Regions from separate parts of the Mus musculus genome. Here regions 1 and 3 are each linked to region 2. The links are chromatin loops, found by intact Hi-C in ENCODE. Cell type or tissue: left cerebral cortex. All regions are shown on one strand.

What was found. A loop is a pair of places that touch in the nucleus more often than their neighbours do. Peaks named below come from ENCODE experiments on the same cell type or tissue, not always from the same donor. Only the 100,000 strongest peaks of a DNase experiment are listed, where the experiment ranks them.
Region 1: a loop joins it to region 2, with 5 times the contacts of the local background. A loop is called at or near these places in 2 of 42 quality-filtered maps.
Region 3: it touches region 2 in a loop (6-fold over the local background); 5 of 42 quality-filtered maps call a loop at or near these places.

Annotation. Positions count from the first base shown.
Region 1 is chr8:73,229,398-73,237,397 of GRCm38, reverse strand. All of the region lies in intron 1 of Large1 (LARGE xylosyl- and glucuronyltransferase 1), which reads left to right. Among named protein-coding and RNA genes, the nearest start is that of Large1, 120 kb to the left of the region's middle. In left cerebral cortex, a CTCF peak has its summit at 3,887 (motif pointing left); DNase peaks (open chromatin) are centred at 179, 3,002 and 3,891; H3K27ac peaks cover 389 bases.
Region 2 is chr8:73,608,530-73,616,529 of GRCm38, reverse strand. No RefSeq gene overlaps it. Among named protein-coding and RNA genes, the nearest start is that of Large1, 260 kb to the right of the region's middle. In left cerebral cortex, no CTCF peak of the experiment used is centred here; DNase peaks (open chromatin) are centred at 1,688, 2,224 and 4,737; H3K27ac peaks cover 2,306 bases.
Region 3 is chr8:73,347,020-73,355,019 of GRCm38, reverse strand. It overlaps Large1 (LARGE xylosyl- and glucuronyltransferase 1), which reads left to right and starts at 1,480. Exons shown (of 15, transcript NM_010687.2): 1 at 1,480-2,554. In left cerebral cortex, a CTCF peak has its summit at 4,444 (motif pointing right); DNase peaks (open chromatin) are centred at 3,002, 3,596, 4,146, 4,510 and 4 more places; H3K4me3 peaks cover 5,370 bases; H3K27ac peaks cover 3,764 bases.

The DNA.
Region 1 (8,000 bases), 380 kb after region 2:
CTTGGGGATGAACAGCAGCATGGAAGTGTAAGCCGAATAAACCCTTTCCTCCCCAACTTGCTTCTTGGTCATGATGTTTTGTCCAGGAATAGAAACCGAGACTAAGATACTCAAGGAACATCTTTAAATAACGTCTTGCTCAGCCATCATCAGAGATGCTTCTTCCTGCAATAGATGAGCATAAACACAGAGGCTCATAGCCAGACAATGTGCAGACAGTGAGAGACCTTGGAACACTCAATTATAAATGGGGTGTCTCTATCAAATTCTCCCTCTACTCCATTGGGCTCACAGAACCCTTTGGAAGGGGAGGCAGAAAGACTGTAAGAACTAGAGGGCATAGAGAATACCAAGGACACAAGATCTTCTAAATACATCAGGTACTGATGCTCATATGAACTTCCAAAAACTGTGTCAGTGTGTGCAAGGCCTGCATGAGTCTAAGCCAGAAGGAGTTCCAGTGCTGAGAGGAGAAGACACAGCCGACATCCCTAATTCACAAGCTATCTTCAGTTGATAACTACTTGTAAATGAAAAATTAGTTTTCTTCTATGGTGTCTCATTGGCTATACAAACTAGTCTTAAGGGCAGTCCTCATGCCCAGCAGTCAATGCCAACACTTACAAACTTAATGGCATTTGCAGTTTTGGAAGTTCGTTGTCTCATGATTCTTTCTTTGGGCTTTTTTTTTTTCTTTTTCTTTAAAAAAAACTTTATGTGTCGTTTTTGTATATAGGTTTTTGGTTTTGTGTTTTTATGGAATTTTCTTTGTGCAAATATATGAGTCTCTACACATATGTTTCTTGTGCTGTGTCTTTGGTTCATTTTCTTCTGTTTGGTTTGTCGTATTCTGGTTTGTGTATATTTTGTTTTATCTCATGGTTTTATTATTTTTAACTGTCTTGTTTTCTTTTTTAAAAAGATTTATTGATTTTATTTATATGAGTACACTGTAGCTGTCTTCAGATACACAGCAGAAGAGGGCATCAAATCCAATTACAGATGTTTGTGAGCCACCATGTGGTTGCTGGGAACTGAACTTAGGACATTTGGAAGAGCAGTCAGTGTTCTTAATCACTCAGTCATCTCTTCAGCCCCGATGCCTTGTTTTTTAAGGAGAGAAAATGAGAGTTGGGAAGGACCTGGGAAGAGTTGGGGGAAAGGGAAACCTTAATTAAAATATATTATATGAAAGAAAATCTGTTTTCAATATAAGAAAAATAGAAATAAAACAAAACAAAAACTCCATGTAAGTATGCATATGGAGCTGTGGTTACTATAGTGATCAAATTTCTTAAATCTGTACATGTAGATGAAGTAGATCTCCTTATGTAATTGTAGCAAATGGGGTATGGGATGAAGTATTGATGGTCCACCATGCATTGTACTCGGTCGCAAGTGCTGAAGTCATTCTGTGATGAGCTTTTAGCAACCTTGTAATTTGGCTCTGCTGCTTAAGCAGTTAGGTGAAGAAGCTGAGGTTTAAGATTAACTGATTTTTGTCAGATTATGCAATTTGTGAAGATTCAAACCTTGTAAAAGACCAATTCTCTTAGACTAGGATGAACAAAAGCTGTTACTAGCCCTAAAACCCCATGTTCCCTTGAGGCAGACAGGGCTTGTGTTGTCTGTCCTTGGTCAGTCAGCCTCACATATATTTTGGCCTCATTTTATATGATTAATATTCTCACTTGCTCTCAGAGTCTTCCCATATTGGACACTCAGGGCTGTAGTTGGTAGTTGTAGATGAAGAAACCGAGTGTAGAGAATTTGTCCACATGGAGTTGGAATTCTGATCTGTGTTTTAACTGGCTCCTCTTACTTTCACTGCCTCTCCATCCTGAGAGCAATTTGCCTAAGAGCACATTTGTAGGCTGAAGTCCTCTATGTCCCAGACTGAGCCTTCTGGACAGCTGGGATGGCTGGTCCCTGAGTCCCCCTCCCCCATCTTCCAACTAAGCTACCAACTTCATGTGGTCTAGAGACTGGGGATAGACTGTTCTTTATTAACATTTTCAATTATTCACAAGTTAATATATCGACATCATGTGGGTCCTAGAAGCTTCTGGATTTTTCAATAGGGAGTGGGCATCTCATCAAACATAAACATATTTTCTTCAGGTTCAGAGCCTTATAATAAAGGAGCCCTGATTTTGCCTCAGCAGTAGTAAATTTAATTTTTCTTCATGTTGCAGCATACAGAGAGGCCTTATAGAAAAACTGGAAAATGAAATACAGAGAAAGGAAAAGAAAACCATTGTAGCCTATTCCTTCTTTATTAGAGTTCTTTATTTTTTAGGTTCATTTGAATGAAAGCCAGTGTTCTCAACCCCTTCCCCATTTTTATGACTGTGACAGGTAAGTAGTGAAAGGAGTGTCTTTAAAATAGGGCTTGGGCTTGCCTCGCTTAAGGCAGAGGACCATATTTCCAAGAAGTCAAAAAGTTTGTGGATTAGCAGGTGTCTTTTGCAGGCTGTAGCCAGGGAGAAGGGCTTGCCGTGTGTCTGGGGGTGGGGGGGTTGGAGGAACACTGAAAATGACAGTGGCCATCACCATTCTTGTCCAAGAGCTAATCTTTTTGTGCATCTTGTGGGTGTGTGATGTATGCACAGAGTATGTGTGGGTACAAGTCTGAGGAGGGTGCTGGGTGTCTGCTGTTACTTGCCAATATATTCTTTTGAGACAGGGTTTCTCACTGAACCTAAAGTTCCTGTTTCACCTAGGCTGATAGTGAGGTCACTAGGATGACCAGCCTGTCTCCATCCCCCTAATTTTCAGGTTATAGAAAGATACATCCAGAAGCAAGTTTTTTTGCTTTTTGTTTTTTGTTTTTTGTTGTTTTTTTTTAACTTGGATACTGGGGCTTTGAACTCAGATCCTCTTGTGTTCACAGCAAGTGCTTTTATCCATCTCTTCAGTTCCAGAAGCTGATTTTCTGAGTGTAGATCGTAGTGCATCTTGTGGGTGTGTGATGTATGCACAGAGTATGTGTGGGTACAAGTCTGAGGAGGGTGCTGGGTGTCTGCTGTTACTTGCCAATATATTCTTTTGAGACAGGGTTTCAAAAGTGAACCTCACTCCTGACCTAAATTTGTTTCAGGTTTGAGGATGGCAGCTGGTTACTTTAAGGGCTTTCACTTCCTACACTGCTAATATAAGAAAGAGAAAGAGCTTTAAGTCCTTTTGTAAATAGATAACTCGGGTTGTAGGAAGCCATGGTTCCGTGTTTCTCAGGGCTTTCTTTGCCTTTGTCTTGGTGGATATTGTGTATATTAAGCAGAAGTTGAGACTGTCTTTTCTGCTTGAATCCTGGAGAAGACTGGTCTCCTATCAGCCTTAGGATTTTGGCTAAATCCTTTTCTATTTCAGTCAGGATATTTTTAACATTACAACATTTTTCTGACCCTAGGTGATGGGGGTGGGGGACGGACTGATGTTAGTTTTAGAGCATTTTTTCTAGTTTTTGTTTGGGAAGCTAGTGGGAATAGTGACGCTATATTGTGCAGTCATCTCTGAAATGCCTGTGTATACAGCTCATTAATCTTTCTGGCACCACAGAAGAGCATGGCCCATCCCTGATCCTTGGTCTCAGTCTACTCTGACCACATTTACCATCTTGGGTACTTTCGGTGCTAAGGTTATTCATGGTTATTAAAGGAGACTGTTCTTGGCTTAGAGTGGATGTTCTGTGTTAGTGTCTTTCCAAGCTTTCCTCAACTTCCTTCCCGTTTCCCTTCTTCTTCCCTTTTCCTACTTCCCTTCAACTCTCTACAGCCACCCGTTTCCCCTTTCAGCAATGTCATTTACCAGTCCTGGATCTCATCAATTCAGCTAAATGGACTTTTTAGTGTGCTACATAGATCTAGCCGTCTCTGCCCCCTAGTGCTAGGATTATAGAAGGCATGAGCTAAGATTCCCAATTACTAAAGCCTTCCTCCTCCTTTTCTCTATGTGGGCACTAGGGATCCAAACTTGGCTCTTCATTCTTGTGAGGCAAACACTGTAGAAACTGAACTGTTTCTCTCTTTTCTCCTTATGGGTGTAGTTTTAGAAAGTTCCTGAATTTCTCTTTTCTAAGAACGGGAAAAATGTTACCTAGGGAAGGGATAGGGAGGCAGTGGTATGGACCAGTCGAGGGCCTGGCAACTGATTGCTCCGACAGTGGCCATTAACTTTCAACAAAAGTTTAGAAGGGACTTTCAAACTATAGCAGATAGCTTTGATTTTTGTTTTTGTATCATCTCTCCTTTTAGAGATTCCCCCGGACATGTCTTGTAACGTCTGGTTTCTAATCCCAGAATATCTGTACCCAGGGTGTTGTGCATGCTGTCTCAGTAAGACTGATTTAGGAGCAGATGTCAGGGTGTCTGAACTTCAGTTCTACCACTGGCTAGTAGGGAACATTAGACTCTTCAGGTTGCTTTTTTGGCTTCCTTAATCAGATGGAAATAGGGACAGTTTCCATGAAATCTGCCTATGGATGTTTGAGTAATGAGTATGATTATTTTATAACCTTTATTGAGTCAGATGACATTACTATTAAGATGACACAAATAAGATCATATTTTTCTAGGAAAAATAATGGTAGTTGTAAGTAGGAATCTGAGTTGTAGCATTTGTAGCCCTGATGGCAGTAATGGTAGCCCCCATGGTAGTAGCTGGTGAATGTGGGTCCTCATAATGGGCCTTTGGCTTGCTGGCCAAAGAAGTTGAAGGGTTTTCCTTGAAATGGTCTGTGCTGTGTTGTAGCACTTTCCCTAGATACTTTTCTTCTGAATGCAGTCAGCCCATGCTAAAATGTCTTCTCAATAGCAAAATTTCCAACAATAAAATTAAACCAAGGATATATAACAATGTTATAGAAAAGTTTGTAAAGTAGTATTTCTCTTCCTTCCCCAGTAGAAAAGAGTAAATGTCATTTAAGCTTTGTATTACATGACTTACTTTCCCTCTGTGTCATACAGAAGTCACTGATGTATAAGGTCAAGTTTACTGCCAGGATTCAAGGCCACAATGTCTTGTTCCCTCCTTCCCAGACCTGGTTCTCACTGTTAATTTTTTATTATTATTATTATTATTATTATTATTATTATTATTATTATTATTACAGCTGTTTGGTCTTATGTGCCTAAACTACTTGGTGAAGATTTGAAAGTGACTGCAGGCTTTTCCATGGATGTCACATAGATGTTTTTATTTCAGTTATTGATTGCATCAATCATGAGAATTTCTCATTTTCTCCTAGGGAAAAAAAAAAGAGTTATTTTCTCATTTCAAATTCTCCCTAACTAACATAAATTATAATATAAGGTTTGCATTCTTTATGTTCTCTTAAGGAAATTTTATTTATAGCTTATTGTTTTGGATAGACTTTACTGATGTTCACCTTGAAAGGACATGTGCCTACAGGCATTTTGAGCATGGGGAGTAGCATGGGGGTGGGAGATGTTAAAAGTTCTGAAGTTATCTAAATAAATATTCTGCCTCTGTATTTTTCTGAACACAAAATGCACAGCAGCCACCATTCCTAGAAACATATGCCAATTGTAGCTTACATTTTGCTGAATTTGAGAAGCTGGTATGGCCGACAATCAGATGCTCAGAATGAGGACTTTAAAAATGTCTTTGTGACAGGTTGGACACACTTAAACCTTGGTCGAGTTTCAGAGAGGCGCAACTTGGTCTTTCATCATAAATTTGAAGGCAAAAAGATACATGGAAATCTCTAGGTAGTATGAATTGTTAAGTCTTTCTGTTGAGTTACAGATACTGAAAGGGAAAAAAAAAATCTTAGATGTCTTTTTATTCCCTTAACAAATACTTCCTTGCTTTTGAAGCAGTTGAAGTGTAGTGCACTGGAGCTTAAAATGTCTTGGGTATAGAGTAAAAAGACTTGGTTTAAATTCTATGCCCTTGCATGATCCAGCGAAAGAAACTTTCTCTCTGCAAATAGTCACTCAGTGTCTTGGGAGGTGCATGTCTCAATGTTGAGCCAAGTACATATTTGCAGGTGCTGTAGCATGTACATTTCTACATATGGTGGCAGGTGCATTTTCAGGTGCCAAAGTAGGTACATTTCCAGGTGCTATGGCAGGTGTATTTTGGAATGCTGTGGTGGCTATATGTCCAGGTACCTTACTTACTAAGTTGTAAGACAGATGCAGTGGATACAGACAGTAACTAGCTACTCACTGGATTCCTGCTCCCTTGGCAGAATTTCATCAACTCCTAAATCTTTCCTTCCAGTGTTGGGCTGCAGCCTCTTACAAGACCTTACAATTTTCTGAAATACTTATGTTCCTTAGACATTGATACTCTCTACAAATATCAGGCTACTAAAGGAACTATTCCTTGCAAAAGCTAGCTAGCCACTGTTGCCAGCTCAGAGTTGACAGTTCTTAGCCCCCACCTCACAGTGATAGAAGTTGCAAGGACTTATCTGCACCATGCTGAGACAAAGTGGTGAAATGGGAGACTCACTTTCTCATTGAGGCCTTTGCTTTGAGTTATAAAGATTTTTCTTTTCTCTCTCTTCCTTTGCGTTTTTTGAGGCTGGGTCTATATAGTCTTGGCTGTCTTGGAACTCCATAAGAATTACACACACACACACACACACACACACACACACACACACACACACACACACACGGTTGGCCTCAAACCCACTAAGATATACCTGCCTCCCAAATGCTATGATTAAAGGCATGAACCATCATTCCCAGCAAGATATAAAACATTTTCAAAACTGACCTAAGTATCTGGTTTTCTCTAGGTGGAGCTGAGCTGTATACAACGTGTGAAGGCTTTCCTCAAGTCTGGAAAAAGTTCAGAAAAGCATTCTTCATAATTATTCTTATATAGGTTTTAAATGTGTATTGTTTTATAGCTGGGTCAAAGCAGAAATTTGAAAATCTAGAACTGAAAGGACACATTAAAAAAAATGTTTGCATGTCAGCTTGACCTGTTTTCATGGAAGTTGTGGGAAGCAGAAAGTTTGCCTGCTCAGTGTCTTGCTGGGATTAAGGTCACGGATAGGATTTAGGTCACCAGTCTAACTGCTGCTTACCCTCACTTCCCTAGTGCTTTTCCAGTGACTTGATTGCATTGACTAGTAAATTAGAAATTTTAAAGATTTTTCCATAATTCCTGTTTCGAATCTAGCAGAAGATACAAGTAGTTTCTTTTCTTTGGAAACTAAAATGTGTTTTTTATTCATCTGACTGGAAGGCAGCGTCTCTCCTCTTCTGCTGGAGTTCACCACATAGAAACAAAACCAGATGACAAATGGATAACCCTCCAGAAAAAGTCAAGTTGTGCTGTAGGTGGCTATGGTACTGAAAGGTTTCCTGCATGGTGAGGCAATTGAGCTGGGTGAGACCCAGAGGGCAATGCTAATTAAGCAGATAAAGCAGGTAAAGATCTGGAAGGAATACAATGCTCAGATACCCTCTGAGGCAGTAGGGAAAGGGTCCTCTGATTCTTTTCTACCTTTTCATTACCACTCCCCAGGAGCCTCTCCCTGCTGGGGGGAGTCTGAGATGGAAGACCAAGGGCTGTGAAGTAGGAAATATAATGAATTCTTCAAAAGAGAGTTGCCCTTTGGCCTCAGAGACAGTAATGGACATCACTTTCCTAGCTGTACGTGGGAGTTATTGGGAGAGATTCATATTGTGACTGCTTTATTGTCCAATTAATACATTTGGATCTGAGTCTTTGTGTTCTCCTACATCATAAAAGGAGTGTATCAGGAAAAATACAGATTAGTGATCTGCTAACATGGGCCTTGTTAGGACATGGAAGTCTACCTCTGCTCCCTTGACTTCCTAGATATTGAGCCTCCCTTAAGATCATCTCATTACTTAATGAACGTGACTTATATAATTTAAAAGCATTTTTTCCTACTTACTAGATTAAAAAATAAAAATAATAATGCAGTTGTAAGACTTGGTTTCCAGGCACTGTATTGGTGCCTGTGACTTACAACTGGGCATACTTTAAAC
Region 2 (8,000 bases):
ATGCAGCTTGGAGTTCCAGGCCTTGTAAAAGCAGGTCCTCCCTGATGCAGGTTTAAGAAGTTAAGAGATTCTTGCCTGTGGTCCCTAAAAGGGAGAGTTCTAACATTCATGCCCAGCTGTTAACAGAAGAATGCTTGTTACAGAGAGCACTAGGTATTTCACAAATTTCTCCCAAGTATACTCTCAGATCCCAAAAGTTATATGAAATCTATGACATGCACTAGCCAAAGAATGGAAATCAGATCTAGTATTTGTCACCCATAGATAGAGTTGTAAGAACCACTATTGTAATCACTAAGTCTTCCTTTCTGCCTCCACAAGTGTTAAAGTGGTTGTCTAGAGGGAGCTGTCTTATAACCATGTGGGACAGATGATAGCTGCTAAATTAAAGTGGTGCACAGTTGCATTGTATTATATTTTGATTTCATGGTTAAGATTGCCCTGTAATTCATTCTATCCTAATGTAAAAAACTGGCACTCAAAATCAACTTGTTGTGAGATAATCTATATCATGTTGACCTAATAGTTAACTGGTGTGACTTAGGGTACCCAGGATATTTAGCAGATTATGTAGGTTCTATAAAGCTAATGATTTTTCTGTCTTGTTCTCTAACACAGCATAAAACTTCACAGTTTTAGGCTCTGTGGATATTTGTTGAATGAATGAATCAATCAATCAATATTAATTTTCAGAAATATGGGAATAAAGGAGATTTTAGGCAAATGTGAGAACTTGGCTTCACAAACTAAGGATCTGCATTTACCTGGACAATATGATTGTGCCTGGGGTAAGAAGGAGGCTAAGGAAACAGCAGGAGAAGGATGAGCTGGAGATAACTGGAGAAGTTACTTGGGTGTGCTTTAAAGAGATTTGCACATCACACTATGTGTAACTATTAGTTTAGAGACAATGTTACTGAAGGTCAAATACTCAGGATAAAGAAAAATGTAAATTTTGAGCTAATATGTTCAAAACACTATAGGGAGCAGTAGAAGTCTGTGCAAGTCTCTTTATCCTAAAGGCTTGCCACTTTGAACATTTAAAAATGTTGTGATCAGCATGCACATATCTGAAGGTCACAACCCAGTAAAGAAGTAGTTTTTAAAGCCCAATGGATGAGACAATTGGGAACCAATAAAAACTTCCACAAAGAAAATACAAGATTAGAAGCCATCATCTACCCTCTTGAAACTCAGAAACCTGACAACTGAATATTTCTTCATGTGTTGGCACAAACTAATTTGATAGAGAACACAGCTGAACTTATAAGGCATTTCTTCACAATCTTTAACCCTCTTCATGTGGATGTTCATAGACAGTACTCATCCATGTTTGCGATGATGGTGTTATCCCATGGTGTACTGATAGACCTACAGAATATGCTGTACATGGCATCTCTTAAATCCAAAAGATTCTTGTGCTTTCATAAAACCCAGATTTTAGATGAAGGAATACAGACCTCTTCCATGAACCTGTTGAAGCTTTAGGAGGAAACTGTTCTGCAAACAGTTCTAATATTAAATTGGAGAAATTAAGGAAGAAGTGAGTGAAGAAATTGTGGGCAAACCAGGAGTGAAAAATATTGAGCTCTGTAACAAGCTGGAGACACCGGCAGAGGAGGAGTTGGGGGATATTTCCCAGCTATATTCATGCAAGTCAGTTTCAGATTGAAAGTGGGAGGCAAGAGAGGAAGGAATCCAGGATGTGCCTCATGCTGCTAGCTTGGAAAAGCGGACAGATGGTGAGCCATCTCCCATTAAAGAGAATCAAGAACAATCAGAATTAAGGAAATCATTTCAACATGCTTATTTGACCATGTGCATGTGAGGTTCCTGTGAAAACATGGAGAAGAAGTTGGAAATATGGGATGGTGAGCTTAGAAGGAAATCTAGTGAAGGGGTTACAAATTTGGAAGGTGTAATATAGTGTGTAATGTTCTACCAATAGATATGTCAAAGTCCTAGCTCTCAGTCTGAGTATAACCACATTAGAAGAGAGACTTTGAAGATAAAATTACACTGAAGTCTTGACATGAGGCATGTTGACTATGAAGCAAGTGACTGTCGATTTTACAAAAAAAAAAAGGAAGGACACAGAAAACAGCCAGATGAAGAGATAGATTGAGGATACATCAATGCATTTATAAGCCAGGAATTCTGAAGACTGTCAGAGACAGAGTCTGTGAGAGAGGCATTAGTCAGACTTTCCTTCAGAGTCTCCAGCTTGGAAACTCGCCCATGATCAACTTGATTTTTGGATTTCTAAAAACCAGAAAGATGAAATAGTCTATCATTGATCTTATAAGCCATGCAGTGGGTGGAAGTTTGTTATGGCAATACAGGAGACTATGAGAATGCTTCAGCCATGAAGGGCATTCTCAGCAAAACATTGCTAATAAGGAGAGGAGGATTTAAGTGACACCAACATTGAGTAGAAAGGAAAGGACAGGGTGAGGATGGTCAGAGATAAACACAGAGAATTGAGAGCTCAGAAAATCATGAGCTACCAGCAGGAATCAAATGGTATCAAATTTTGCAGAGGTGGCATATAGAATATAGTCTGTAGAGAGAAAATCCTGTTCATACCAAGGTCACTGGTGACTTTCAATGGAAGCAATTTCAGGGATCTAAGGAGTCAGTAATGTATGAAAAAGTCAGCAGAATATTCTTTCCGAGATGTGTGATTAACTTGCTTCCTAGGAGCATCCTGAAGGCTACCTTAGGAATGGTGGTAACAGGAAAGTGGCCATGTTTGTGGTTTGCATGGGATTTGAATTTATTTCAAAGATTTATAGGCTGGCAAGCTTGAGGATCTCTACTGGCTATTTGTGTTAGGACAAAGTTGTCCTAGTTCTGGGCAAAGTTGTCAACATAGAAGAAATAAAGACAGTCAAATATCGAACAGCAGTTGGAGTTGAGAGCACGTAGTATTTCTTTGTACAGAGCTGTTGCTGTTAAGCAGCTGGTGGTCAAGTTTTTGATCCTCCCTTGCAGCTAGGTAAAGACATGATCTTTTCATACCAATGGAAGAAGGATAGAAAAGAGTAGAAGTAAGGCAGGGAATCCTCTATGCCCTGGGGTATGGCAAGTGTGCATGCCTTTTCCAGTTTTTCTCTCCTCAACATAAACTGGAATCAGAGGAGTCACAATTCTTAGTGATGACAGGCCACAGAAACTGAAGGAGCCAGAGTTCCTGAATCACATAAAGTCTTTCATTAATAGAAAAAAAGCCACAATAGATTGCTAAATGAGTGTGAAACAAAGATGGTCAGCCGGATGGTGGTTGCGCATGCCTTTAATCCCAGCACTTGGGAGGCAGAGGCAGGTGGATTTCTGAGGTCGAGGCCAGCCTGGTCTACAGAGTGAGCTCCAGGACAGCCAGGCCTATACAGAGAAACCCTGTCTCAAAAAACCAAACAAATAAAAACAAAAACAAAAACAAAACAAAGATGGTTTTAGTGAAATACGAAGGTCTATTTGTTTTAAAAGCTAGTGTTACTTTAAGATAGCCTGAATATTTTACAGAGTCCAGATTTCAAATGGCTGGGTTACTGTCATCTGTTATAGAGCTCAAATGCTACTGGCTTGAGTCACAAGTAACCAGCTGACTAGGTGCACCTAGCATCTGTCCCATTCTCACTAAGGACTTTTCATTCTTTCAGAATAATTATTTGAATGCCAAGTACTCCTGAGCAGGACTCAGAGGGACAGCATGCATGTGATGGATCTCTGCCTTTAACTTGCTTATATTCTAAGGTTGGCAGACAGACAGGAAGCAGATAAACAAATCGTTCTAGACTTCAATTCCAGGTAAGTAGATGTGTGTGTTACACTATTGAGCACTAAATATAACAGAATAATGGATAAAAAGTGATAGGCAGAGTGTGCTGCAAAGAGAAGATCTTGGGCTGGTGAGATGGCTCAGTGGGTTAGAGCACCCGACTGCTCTTCCGAAGGTCCAGAGTTCAAATCCCAGCAACCACATGGTGGCTCACAACCATCCGTAACGAGATCTGACTCCCTCTTCTGGTGTATCTAAAGACAGCTACAGTGTACTTACATATAATAAATAAATAAATCTTTAAAAAAAAAAAAAAAAAAGAGAAGATCTTTGTCCAGGAAAACTACAATGGAGATTTTTGTGAAGTTGCTAGACAGGCAAAGAAAAAGATGGAATGATGTTAACTAGAAAGCTTGAAAGAGGCCCCGAGGAAATGTGTGTCTGGTGTTTGGGGCAAACATTGTGACCACAGCAGGAGGAGTGACCATTCTAAGAGCAGAGTGAGAGAGGCAATATTGAGCTATATCCTGGAGGATCATGGGAAGGAGTTTGAGCACTGCCCTAAGTAGGATGCCCCTGACCTGACCTAGCTTCCCATGTGAGAAGTGTCCAAAGCACCTGCACCTTCCTTGGAGTCCTGCCACCTGTTGGCCTGGGACCTTGCACCTGTCTTTTCATCGCCCTTTAACTCACTCTGAGCTTCCTCTGGACACTTTCCAGACTGGATGGTATATTTGTCAAGAATAAGCCAGGCAAAGAAAATCTCTTTGCTGGTGGAGAAGTGAGGCCTCTGCAGAGAAAATAAAACTTGTGGGCTTACCAGGGGAGAAGCAGCCCCATGAGGCTATGAGCACGAAGTCTATATTTGAGCTGAAATTACGCAGGCTGGCAGGTGGGAACCCAAACACAACTGCTTTTCCTTATGTGATGGCAAGTGAGTAATTTTGCCTCCTGAGTTTGAGGAAGTTCCTCCTGCTATGAATTGGTGTGATCGCTCATACTAGAACGCTGTAGCGGTACATGGGAGGGCTCGGGGCCTCCACAGATGGGAACACTTTTAACAGTCACGATAACTCACATTTGCAAACTACACTTCGTTCGCTCCATCTGTGTCGCCCCAGCCTAACATCAATCTAGGGGACCAGCCAATTCTATTTTAAACATCAGGAAATTCTGGCCCAGAGAGATGAAATGAGGAGCCTAAGGCTACCGAGACAGTGGCTACATTATTCTTTTGAAGGACAGTCTGAAAATGTCATTATTAATTCCCCTGTTTAAAATTGTTCATTTAAAACTGAAATACTTTCTTGTGTCCTATAAGGTCTTATACCAGACATTGGACAAATAGCCCAACTTTATAAAAACGTTTTATTGGAGATCCACTTGTCTGTATAGCATGAATGGCTGCTTGTGCAAGACAAGGAGAGGATTGAGTAGTTGAGAGAGGCCTGTATAGGCCCCGAAGTTGATAATATTTAACACCTGGCCTTTTCCAGAACAGGTTTATTAACATCAGCTGAGGTACCCTAACCTTTTCTCCTACTCTTTCTCCTACTCATTCTTTGTTCTTTTTCAGGTATTTTGGTTCCTCCCCAACACATACACACACACACACACACACACACACACACACACACACACACACACACACACACACACACACACACACTACATTTGTTCACATCTCAGAACAAATGCTGACACTCAGGGAGACATCCTGTGACCTCCTAGCTAACATAGCCCAAGTCCTAGCACAAATTCACTTCTTTATAATTTTTGTATTTGTGCCAATATTACTTTCTCAGTGGTCTTATGTATTTATGTACTTATTGTTGATGTATACGACCACACTATTATCTCCATGGGAACAGGTATCTGGACTTCATTGCTCAGTTTATACTGCAAGCAAAATGGTTCTTGACACCTACTGGCCTCTTCATAGTCAACTGCTAAATGAATATGCAAATCAAAGAATTAATGAGACTCCAACCCATTCTGATTAAGGTGAGATCTTTCAACCTAGCTATTATTGACCTCTGGAAGTGGAAATTTTGTTGTTGTGGGGATGTCCTGTTTATTATAGATTTTTAAAGCACCTTTCTTGGCCTGCTAGATGTCAATTGCTTATCAGCTGCACCATCTGGATTATGAAAACCAAAAATGTTTTCACACTTTGCAAAATGTCCCCTTTGTGGGAAGATGTGCCCCAGTTGAGAAACACTGGACTGTATGTTTTATCTTGGTAGAACAGGCTTGAGAGATGACTTACTGAGTATTATGCTTGCTGTGCAAACAAGAAAACCTCAGTTCAGATCCTCAGCAGTAATGGAAAAAGCTAGGTGCAAATCTACACATCTGTAACTGCAGCACTGGGAGCTTGGAGTTACACAGATCAATGGGCTTGGGGCCAGCCAGTCTAGAGGAGATGGTAAGGTCCAAGTTGAGAAACACACACACCCTGTTTCAGAACATAAGATAGGAGAAATAGAAGACATGCAATAGCAATCTCTGATCTCTACATGCATATCTGAGCATCCTTATTCTCTCTCTCTCTCTCTCTCTCTCTCTCTCTCTCTCTCACACACACACACACACACACATACACACACACACACTGTCATTGGGCCTTAAAACTTAATAGCAAGCTTTTACCCAAGAACATAGTAATTTCAAATTTCTTTTTTTTATTGTTTGATAATTTTTTGTTAGATATTTTCTATATTTACATTTCAAATGTTATCCCCTTTCCTAGTTTCTTCTCCAAAAACCCCTATCCCCTCATCCCTCCCCCTGCTCCCCAACCCACCCACTCCCATTCCTGGGCCTGGCATTCCCCTATACTGGGGCATAGAGCCTTCACAGGAAAAAGGGCCTCTCCTGCCATTGATAACCAACTAGGCCATCCTCTGCTACATATAGCTAGAGCCACAAGTTCCATCATGTGTTTTCTTCGATTGGTGGTTTAGTTCCAAGGAGCTCTGGGGGTACTGGTTAGTTCATATTGATGTTCTTCCTATGGTACTTCAGACCCCTTCAGCTCCCTGGCTCCCTCATTGGGACCTCGTGCTCCGTCCAATGAATGACTGTGAGCATCAACTTCTGTATGTGCCAGGCACTGGCAGAGCCTAAAAGGAGATAGCTATATCAGGCTTCTTTCAGCAGGCTCTTGTTGGCATCTGCCTAGTGACTGGGTTTGGTGTTTTTTTTTTATGGGATGGATCCCCAAGTGGGGCAGTCTCTGGATGGTTGTTCCTTCAGTCTCTGCTCCGAATTTTGTCTCTGTAACTCCTTCCATGGGTATTTTGTTCCCCATTCTTAAAAGGAACAAAGTACTCACACTTTGGTCTTCCTTCTTCTTGAGTTTCATGTGTTTTGCAAATTGTATCTTGGGTATTCTAAGTTTCTGGACTAATATCCACTTATCAGTGAATGCATATCATGTGTGTTCTTTTGTGATGGGGCTACCTCACTCAGGATGATATCCTCCAGATCCATCCATTTGTCTGAGAATTTCATACGTTCTTTGTTTTTAATAGCTGAGTAGTATTCCATTGTGTAAATGTACCACATTTTCTGTATCCATTCTTCTGTTGAGGGACATCTGGGTTCTTTCCAGCTTCTGGCTATTATAAAAAAAAGGCTTTTATGAACATAGTGCAGCATGTGTCCTTATTACAAGTTGGAACATCTGGGTATATGCCCGGGAAAGGTATTGCTGGATCTTCCAGTAGTCCTATGTCCAATTTTCTGAGGAACTGCCAAACTGATTTCCAGAATGGTTGTACTAGCTTGCAATCTCACCAGCAATAGAGGACTACTTTCTCCACATCCTTGCCAGCATCTGCTGTCACCTGAGTTTTTGATCTTAGTCATTCTGATTGGTGTGAGGTTGAATCTCAGAGTTGTTTTGATTTGAATTTTCCTGATGATTAAGGATGTAGAACATTTTTTCAGGTACTTCTCAGCCATTTGGTATTCCTCAGTTGAGAATTCTTTGTTTAGCTCTGTACCCCATTTTTAATAGAGTTTTTTGATTTCCTGGAGTCTAGCTTCTTGAGTTCTTCGTATATATTTGATATTAGTCCCCTATCAGATTTAGGATTGGTAAAGATCCCTTTCCAGTCTGTTGGTGGCCTTTTTGTCTTATTGACAGTGGCCTTTGCCTTACAGAAGCTTTGAATTTTGTGAGGTCCCATTTGTCGATTCTTAACCTTACAGC
Region 3 (8,000 bases), 260 kb after region 2:
CATCAAACCCAGATACGATTTGCTATCCCTGCAACGTTCGTGGTAAGACTTATTCTGGTAGAGATAAGACATCAGGACCCCAGCATCGCAGTTAACTATTCCGAAGCAACCGCTACCTTCGGTTCGCATCCTCCAAGACTTAGGCTCCTACTGATTAGGTAAACAGCGCTGGGAACTGAGGGAGAGCCCCTGCTGGTGGTAAAAGGGGTCCTGGCTTCTAGAGAACGCAGGGAAGCCGAGAGTGTCGAGCAGGTCAAAGGACGGTCCAAGGGTGTAGGTATCAAGGCCAGAGCTGGGGATGAGGGATGGGATCAGAGAGGAGCTGGATCTTCGAATGCGAGATTAGAGTGATGCTCCACCTCGGGTAAGATAGTCAGCTCAGAGTCCCGAGATAGGAAGCCCTTTCTAAGGCATCCCACCTCTCTCCATCCTCCCCAGCCATTAAAAGACAGTGGGTGGGCTGCCGGAGGAGATAAGCGCAGGGGAAGACAGAGATTCAGTGGCTCCTACGGATTGGGGGAGGTGGGGACTCTGGGGGAAGGGGCCCCCAGAAGCCAAGGGACCTAGTTGAGGAAAAAACCCGGAAGCTGGATCGCAGTTTCGGAGCTCCGTCTTCCAGTGGGAGTAGACCGTCCGCTCTGGTCCTCTTTCTCACCCAGGCTCTGCTTCAGCCTCAAGGGAGGGTATTCTCCCAAGGGACATCCCATCCCCTTTACTATAACCAAATCTTTCCGCTCCTTCCGCAGTCCGGGCGGACTCTCCGCATCCTCACCTTCCTCATCAACATCCGGAGGCTTAGATGTCCCTTTAGTGGACGTTGAAAGCGGGGCTCTGAGCAAGAGTAAAATTAGAAAGGAGGTGCATCTATGCGTGTATATATGGACACAAAAATGTAGTTTCCTCTGGTGAGGGGGACCAGAGTCTTGCACAGGATTCTTGGATCCAGAATCCAAGCAAGATGATGTCAAACCGCTCAAATCGGGCCTCTTCACAGCTCTGGCTGCCCCATGACCGGTCAACCTAGGGGAGAGCCGCGTTCCCAACCGAAGGAAAAGCAGGGTAAACTTCCTACTTCCCCCCAAACCGTTATTTTGTAAAAGGAGTGGCACGGTGACCCACCCTGCTCGCAAACCGGAAGCAACAATTGCGAACTCAACCCGCCTCTCTTCACTCTCTTTCATCCAAATCTGGGGTAGCCGGAGTCCGGGAAAGAAGGGCGGGGAGCTCCAGCTAGCACCCTTTTCCCGAGACCCGGCCCGGGCTCCGGGCTCCGGGTGTTTCATCCGCCTGCGTTCCAATGAACCAAGGAGCGGAGGGAGGCGCTTGGTCGTAGGCGTAGCCTAGGCAGGGCGGGCACTAGAGACGCACATTCCTGGCGCTACCCATTGGCTGTCCATGCGATCACGGGGAGGAGGCGTGGCCCCGAGGCGGGCTCCGGTCCCGCCCCCGCTCGGAACCCAGCCCAGGATCGCGGTCCTTCCCCCTCGCCCCCCAGCTGCACAGACATGACACAGACACACAGTCACTGCAGCTGCCGAACGAGCCCGACGCTCTAAGCACGCGGCGGCGGCTGGACTAGCCTGGAGCTCCAACACCAGCGCCCGCCAGCGCGCTCCCACGCCGGTCCCCGCACAGCGATTCTCTCCCGGCCCCGCGCGGGAAGCGGGGATCGCGCGCCTGTCCGTTCGCGGCTCCAGGCTGCCCACAGCGTCTGCAGCGGACGAGCGGCTCCAAACCTGAGCGCTCCGGGAAGCCGGCGCGTCTCCAAGGTGGCGGCGGGGGCTGCCCGCCCGGGCTCCCCGCACCCATCGGGCTGCGTCCCGCTCGCGGCGCCCCGGCGGCCGTGACCTTCCAAGGAGCATCTATCCCGGCCCCGCGCCCCCGGTCCCGCGCCCCAGGCCCGGGCGAGGCCCTCTTCAGCGCCCGCTTCTCGCGGAGCCGCGGGCGGGCGGCGCAGGCCCGGGGGGTGGGGGGGAGGGTCACCGCAAGCAGCTACGGTCGGTCCCAGTGCTCGTTCGCCACGCTGGTCTCTCGGTCCGGCTGAGCTGCCTCCAGCCTCCTGCCTCCTGCCTCGCCTCTTCTCCGTGGCTGGGGCTGCCGGTGTACTTGCCTGGCCGGGCCGGTTGCGGGCAGGCCCTGCCCTGAAGGGGTTAAGCGGTCAGGGGCGCGGAAGGTGAAGCCGGCAGAGCTGCGGCTCCCCGTTTCTTCCTGGCGCTGGTTTCCCGGATCCAACCCAGGGCGGCCCCCAGGCCCTTGCCCATGCGAGGCGCCCAGGGCTTGGAAGAGTCCTTCTGGCGTAGAGCAGCTCTCGGCAGCCGCCTCGGAGGAGGAGAAAGAAGGGAGAGTGCTCAGTCCCGGCAAGGCGGACCTTTCCTATTGATATTTGGAGCCCAAGGCTGTCCCGAAGTCTGTGCTTGGCACCGTCGGTCGGTCGGGTTAGAACAGCTCCAGCTGGGATCTCCACCAGGACCCACTGCACTTAGTAGGCGTCAGTGGCACCACGCGGTTCAGCTCTTTCGGAGTGTACCTCTGCCTGGATGTAGTCAAGGCCAAGGTAAGAGCCCTGATGTGCGAGAGAACCATCGTGGGAACGCTTTAGTGAGCAATGCTGGACAACTTATCCAAACCTGTGGCTGGTACCCGGTGTGCTTAGGATGCTAGTAAAAAGGATGGGCACACCGTTTCTGACTTGGCTTTGAGTCCCGGAAAAGCAGGAGGTGGAAGACCCCAATCTCTAGTGTCCCCAGGATCTGTCTCAGGGCCTGACATGCTCTTAGGTGTACAAGATATTGATAGGCAAGAGCGAGTTGGTGTGTGTGTGTAGGGGGCAGGTTCTTAGTAACACCTGGAGGTATTGTTTTCCCGCCACCCTGGGACCCTTCCTGCTTTTCTTCGACGTTCACCTGCCTTTTATGATGGGATGCCCAGAGAACTTTCCAATAGGTTGAAAAGAGGCCGGGTTGGGTGTATGCATCCACATTTTCCAAAAGCTCTTTAGGATAAAGTGGTTGGATGGCATGGATACCCGTGAGGGGGAGTCCCAACCAACATACCTGGTCTGTCCTGTTACACTAAACTTCTTGTAGTCATCAGTGTCTACTCAGAGCTTCCTGTAAATGTCATTGCTTCTGGAGGTTGGAATGATAAGTATGTTTATCATGAAGTTATACTGTTCATCGCCTTGAAATGCCCCCGCTCTGTAAGGATAGTTCTTTCTATAAGCTGTCTTTACCAGTGTGAGATTTATTAAACCTGTGCACTTCTGGACTTTAAATGGGTCACTTGAGAGGGAACAGATTGTCTTTTGCTGACCCAGTCCATCTCCTGGGTGACCCTTTTTAATAGGGATGCACTGGTTTGGGTTTTGTTTTTTGTTTTTTTGTTTTCCCTGTTCCAGTGCTGATGTACCTCAGTTGAGTAGGTTTCTGCTGAATTCTGAATCTGTGAATTTTGTCACTCAGTCCATTAAAATGATATCCCGAGGGAGCAAAAGAGCAGCTTACATTTTCTGTGAATGTCACAGGAAGTTTACTGAGTCTTATGTAAGTGTCTCAAAAGAGAACTCATACTCTTTCTTCCTTTAGGGCGACAGAGGGAGGTTGGAGGGAGTGGCACGCCACCCTTTCTGACACAGGCGGGCACCCAAAGTGCTTTCTTATGAGTGGAGGCAGGCATCTGAGGCTGATGTTTCTTTTTGCCTCTCCTGCCTTCCCACCTCAGGATTCACTTTGATAGACTCCAGATTGGGAATGATATAAATTAGGAAAAGAACAGTGGTGATTTCTTTTCTCGTCTCTCACAAATGGTTGATATGAATCAATTACTCATCTGTGTGTTGGGACCTTACTGGAGCAGGAAAAAAAAAAAAAAAAAAAAAAGCAGACTAAGAGAAAACTTCCATGAAGGTTTCACACATCTCTTGGGTATTTTCAAAGAGTGCTTTTCCTTATTGAAAATTGCTTGAGGAGAACGCACATTTATGGAGCTGGGGTCTGTTAATTTCAGAACGGAAAGTGAACTGAAGGAAGGATCTGCACAGAAGGGCAGAAGCTATGAGGATTTAGATGTTAGTGGATTTGCCAAAGAAAGGAGGCGAACTCCCGTAGGAGAACAGGGAGGCTTCTAAAGAAGACATTCCCACCAGTGTGGGTGAGCACAGGCTGCCTGCAAGTGTGGGCTCCCAGTGCTTCAAGAAATGGTCTGAATTGTGGACTAATATATTTTGATGTGAAAGGATATAGATTCTTTTGACTTTTAAGTTGAAACTGGATGAGCTTTAGAAATAAAATCAAAGGTTTTTATCCTCTCATAAGTTATGAGAATACTTCTTGTCTAGGTCACCAAGGTTTTTCTAGGATCTGTGTTCCTGAGCTGTTCTTTAAAGTCAGTGCTGGAAGGCAAGAGTCTGCTTTTCCCAGTGTCTCTCTCCATCCTTCAGCCGCCTACAGGACACTAGGGGGAATTGTTTTCTATTCTGTCACCAAAGCACAAAGACCAGGAACAGATGCTAGAAATGACTATGGCTTGTTGTGAAAGCTCATGATCGTAAGTTTTTGGTACTCAGTTTGTGCTTGCACTGTTGAGTGGATGGTTGGCCTGGTTTATTCTACAATGTCATGTGGACTGTGTGGGTGTTAACTGCAAAGTGTTAAGGGAATATCTGGTAAGATTCAAATACAGTGGTTTAAGTATATAAGGGCTATACATTTTGGGAACATTGGCTCCTGTAAACTGCCTTTTTAACATTAGTTCATGCTAACTTTAAATTCCCTAATGGTGCTGGTAACTGTCCTCCATCCCCTTTGTACTTCTGAGGACCAAGCCTCATGATTGCTGAGTGAGTGCTCTGACGACTACTAAGATACATCCCCAGCCCCTCCTTTTTGGGGGACGATGTGGGGATGTGCTTTTGGACAATATAACTCAGTCTTCAAAAATAACACTTCTTCAGGACATTTCTGAAATTAATTCCATTAAACTTAAATTTTCTTGCTGTCATACCCTTAAAAGTACATTCCTTACACAGATAGTAACATAGTATTTGACAGTGTGGTTGGACTTAGATGTGCTCTCCATTTTTAACAGCGTTAAATCATTAGTGTCTGGGATTCCTACAGCAGAATTAGAAGATAATTGTATTTCCCCAAAGATCAAAGTCCCTTGGCCCAGGTCTACCCATAGCAACTAGCTCTTATGAAAGACTTACAGGGGATGAAGGAAGAGTCTAAGAGACTGGCCATTCCAGCATACTGGCACTCAAAGGACAATTTTCACCAAGATATTGGTCCTGCTGGAGTCTTAAAAGCTTGATTTAGCATGTAGACTTAGACTTTGTTCAGAACCTGCAAAATTCTGCAAGTTGTTTCAGTACCTGGAACCCCAGAGTCTGTTAGATTGCATCTGTGACCTTTTACTCATAAGTATAGTGCATATGTAGGTAGTTTAAGGAGAATGGCTACTGTGGTCTAGGAAAAATGATCAACACAGAGTCTCATCCTTCTCTTAGGGCTTTAAGGATTGATCTTCATAGGTGCAGTAGGACCAAGGGGTAAGAGACTGAAGGAAGAAAATATTTAGGGCTGTGGTCCTAAGGCATGAAGGGAGGCTTATAAATTTGGGGAAATCCCTTTGGTAGGGGTGGCAGAAGAAGTTGAGGCAGAGTATTGGATTCTGTAAGGTCAGTGAGGCAGGAACAATGACAATTTGGGGATGTGGCTTTGCTTTATGTGCTGGGCACTGTGATGTTGATATCTGGAAATCAGTAGGTAGATTTCAGTAGAGTTAACTGTTCTTGCTTTTAGTGTAGCAAGTAGTGATTTGATTGATTCTGTTTTTTGTTTTTGTTTTTGATTTTTTTTAATGGCAAATGCTTTGCTCTGTGCCGAAGTCATAAGGGTTCTTCATTTGTCTCATTGGTGATCAGCTGTAGCAGGCAGCCATTCACTCCTGCAAGTTGTGTACAACTGTGCAGGTATGTTCAAAGGATGACTTTGAAGTTTCTACATTAGTGGGAGTAAGGAAGACAGCAGTGTGGAAACCCCAGTATACATTGTGTATGAATAGTCAGTGGAATGGCAACTGGAAAAGGAGAATTTCTAGAAAAGGAAAGCTTGGAGTCAGAAAGTTAGTGCCTTGACTGGGCCCCTTACTAGCAATTGTGCCTCAGTCTCATGCTCTATGAAATCAAAATGGGGCAAGAATGGTTGTTGGGCAAGTTCCAACAGAGGTAGTTGATTATCTCATATTACTATTAAACATAGACAGATGTTTTGGTGTCCATGTTTTTCTCCATAGAGCATTTTTCCTGTCCTTTCAAAAACTGCTAGCAATGCAGATGAAGAAAGGATTTCTTTTCAAGCCTAAGTCAGGCCTCTGTGTACATGAATGACATCTGCGGTTTCATGTGTAATTACACAGTAGTGGGAAAAAAAGGGCCCAGTTACTTAACACGTAATACAGTATGGCAAGGGCAAAGCTGCCTTCTGTTAGAATACATTTTATTTTGTATTAGCTCCAGATAGAGTTATGACTGTGCTTCCCACCAGAACATGGCTTCTGTATTATAGTCATTTCTATTTTCTTCTTAACTTTCTTTGCTGTTGGAATAGTTTTATCTGTAAATGGGAGTATTCCTGCATGTGTCTGACTACTTCTGTGTGTTGTAGTACTAAACTCTAGTGTTTTCCTGGGTCTTCATATCTGTCAGGGATTGGTTCTTAGGTCCTTACCCCTTAATACCAAATTCCACATATGTTCAAGCTACTTTTATAAGATGGAATAATGCTTGTATAGAAACTTAAAAAACCTCTAGATTATTTATAATACCTACTCCAATGTAGATGGTACATAAATACTTATTACAGTGTGATGTTTATAGACTAAATGACCAAATGAAAAAGTCTACATGTTTAGCATAGATATGATTTTTATTTTATATTTTATTTAAAGATTTAGTTTTACTTTATGTGTATGAGTGTTTTGTCTGAAAGAAAAGTGTACTATATGCATGTCTGTATCCCAGATGTCAGAAGAGGACACTGGATTCCCTGGAATTGGAGTTATAGACAGTTGGAAACTGCCAGTGGGTTCTAGAAACTGAGTTCAGGTCCTCTGCAAGAGCAGCAAGTGCTTTTAACTGCCATGCCATCTCTTCAGCCCTAGACACAAATTCTAATGCTTCTTTCTGCTGTTAGTTAAACCCTCTTAATCTGAGGGCTGATTGCATGTGGTCAGGAAGAAACTCAACAGTGGAGTTGTGCACTCCTGTCTGCAGGTTATTAGAGAGAGTGGAAAGTCAAAGTTGGAATTGTGATCTCCATAACCAAGTAAGTACATTTAATTTTATTTGCCTGCCTGCCTGCCTACCTACTTACCTACCAACCTACCTAACTACCTACCTACCTACCTTCTCTCTCTCTTCGTCTCTCTGTCTCTGTATCTCTCTCTCTCTTTCCAGGACCAAGTATATTAAATTTCCCTTCCCTCCCCTCCCCTCCCCTTCCCTCCCCTCCCCTCCCCTCCCCTCCCCTCCCCTCCCCTCCCCTCCCCTCCCCTCCCCTCCCTCCCTCCCTCCCTCCCTCCCTCCCTCCCTCCCTCCCTCTTTCTTTCTTTCTTTCTTTCTTTCTTTCTTTCTTTCTTTCTTTCTTTCTTTCTTTCTTTCTTCATTCACTTTACATTTTGATCAAATTTGCCCCCCCAACCCCTTAGCTCCCCCACCCCCCTGACCCCCAACTTCTGAGGCCTGAGAAACCTGCCCAGCTAGGGGAAAGGGATCAAAAGGCAGGCAAGCATCTTGAGTCTGAGACTCAGTCCACAGTCCAGTTGTTAGGGGACCTACATGAAGACCAAGCTGTACAACTGCTGCATATGTGATTCTTCCACAAGAATCCCTGAGCATTCCTAATGTTTTGCTGTGGGTTTCTGCATCTGTTTCCATCAACAGCTGGATGAAGCCTTTCAGATGACAGTTGTGCTAAGCTCCTGTCTGGGTGCTCCTTGTC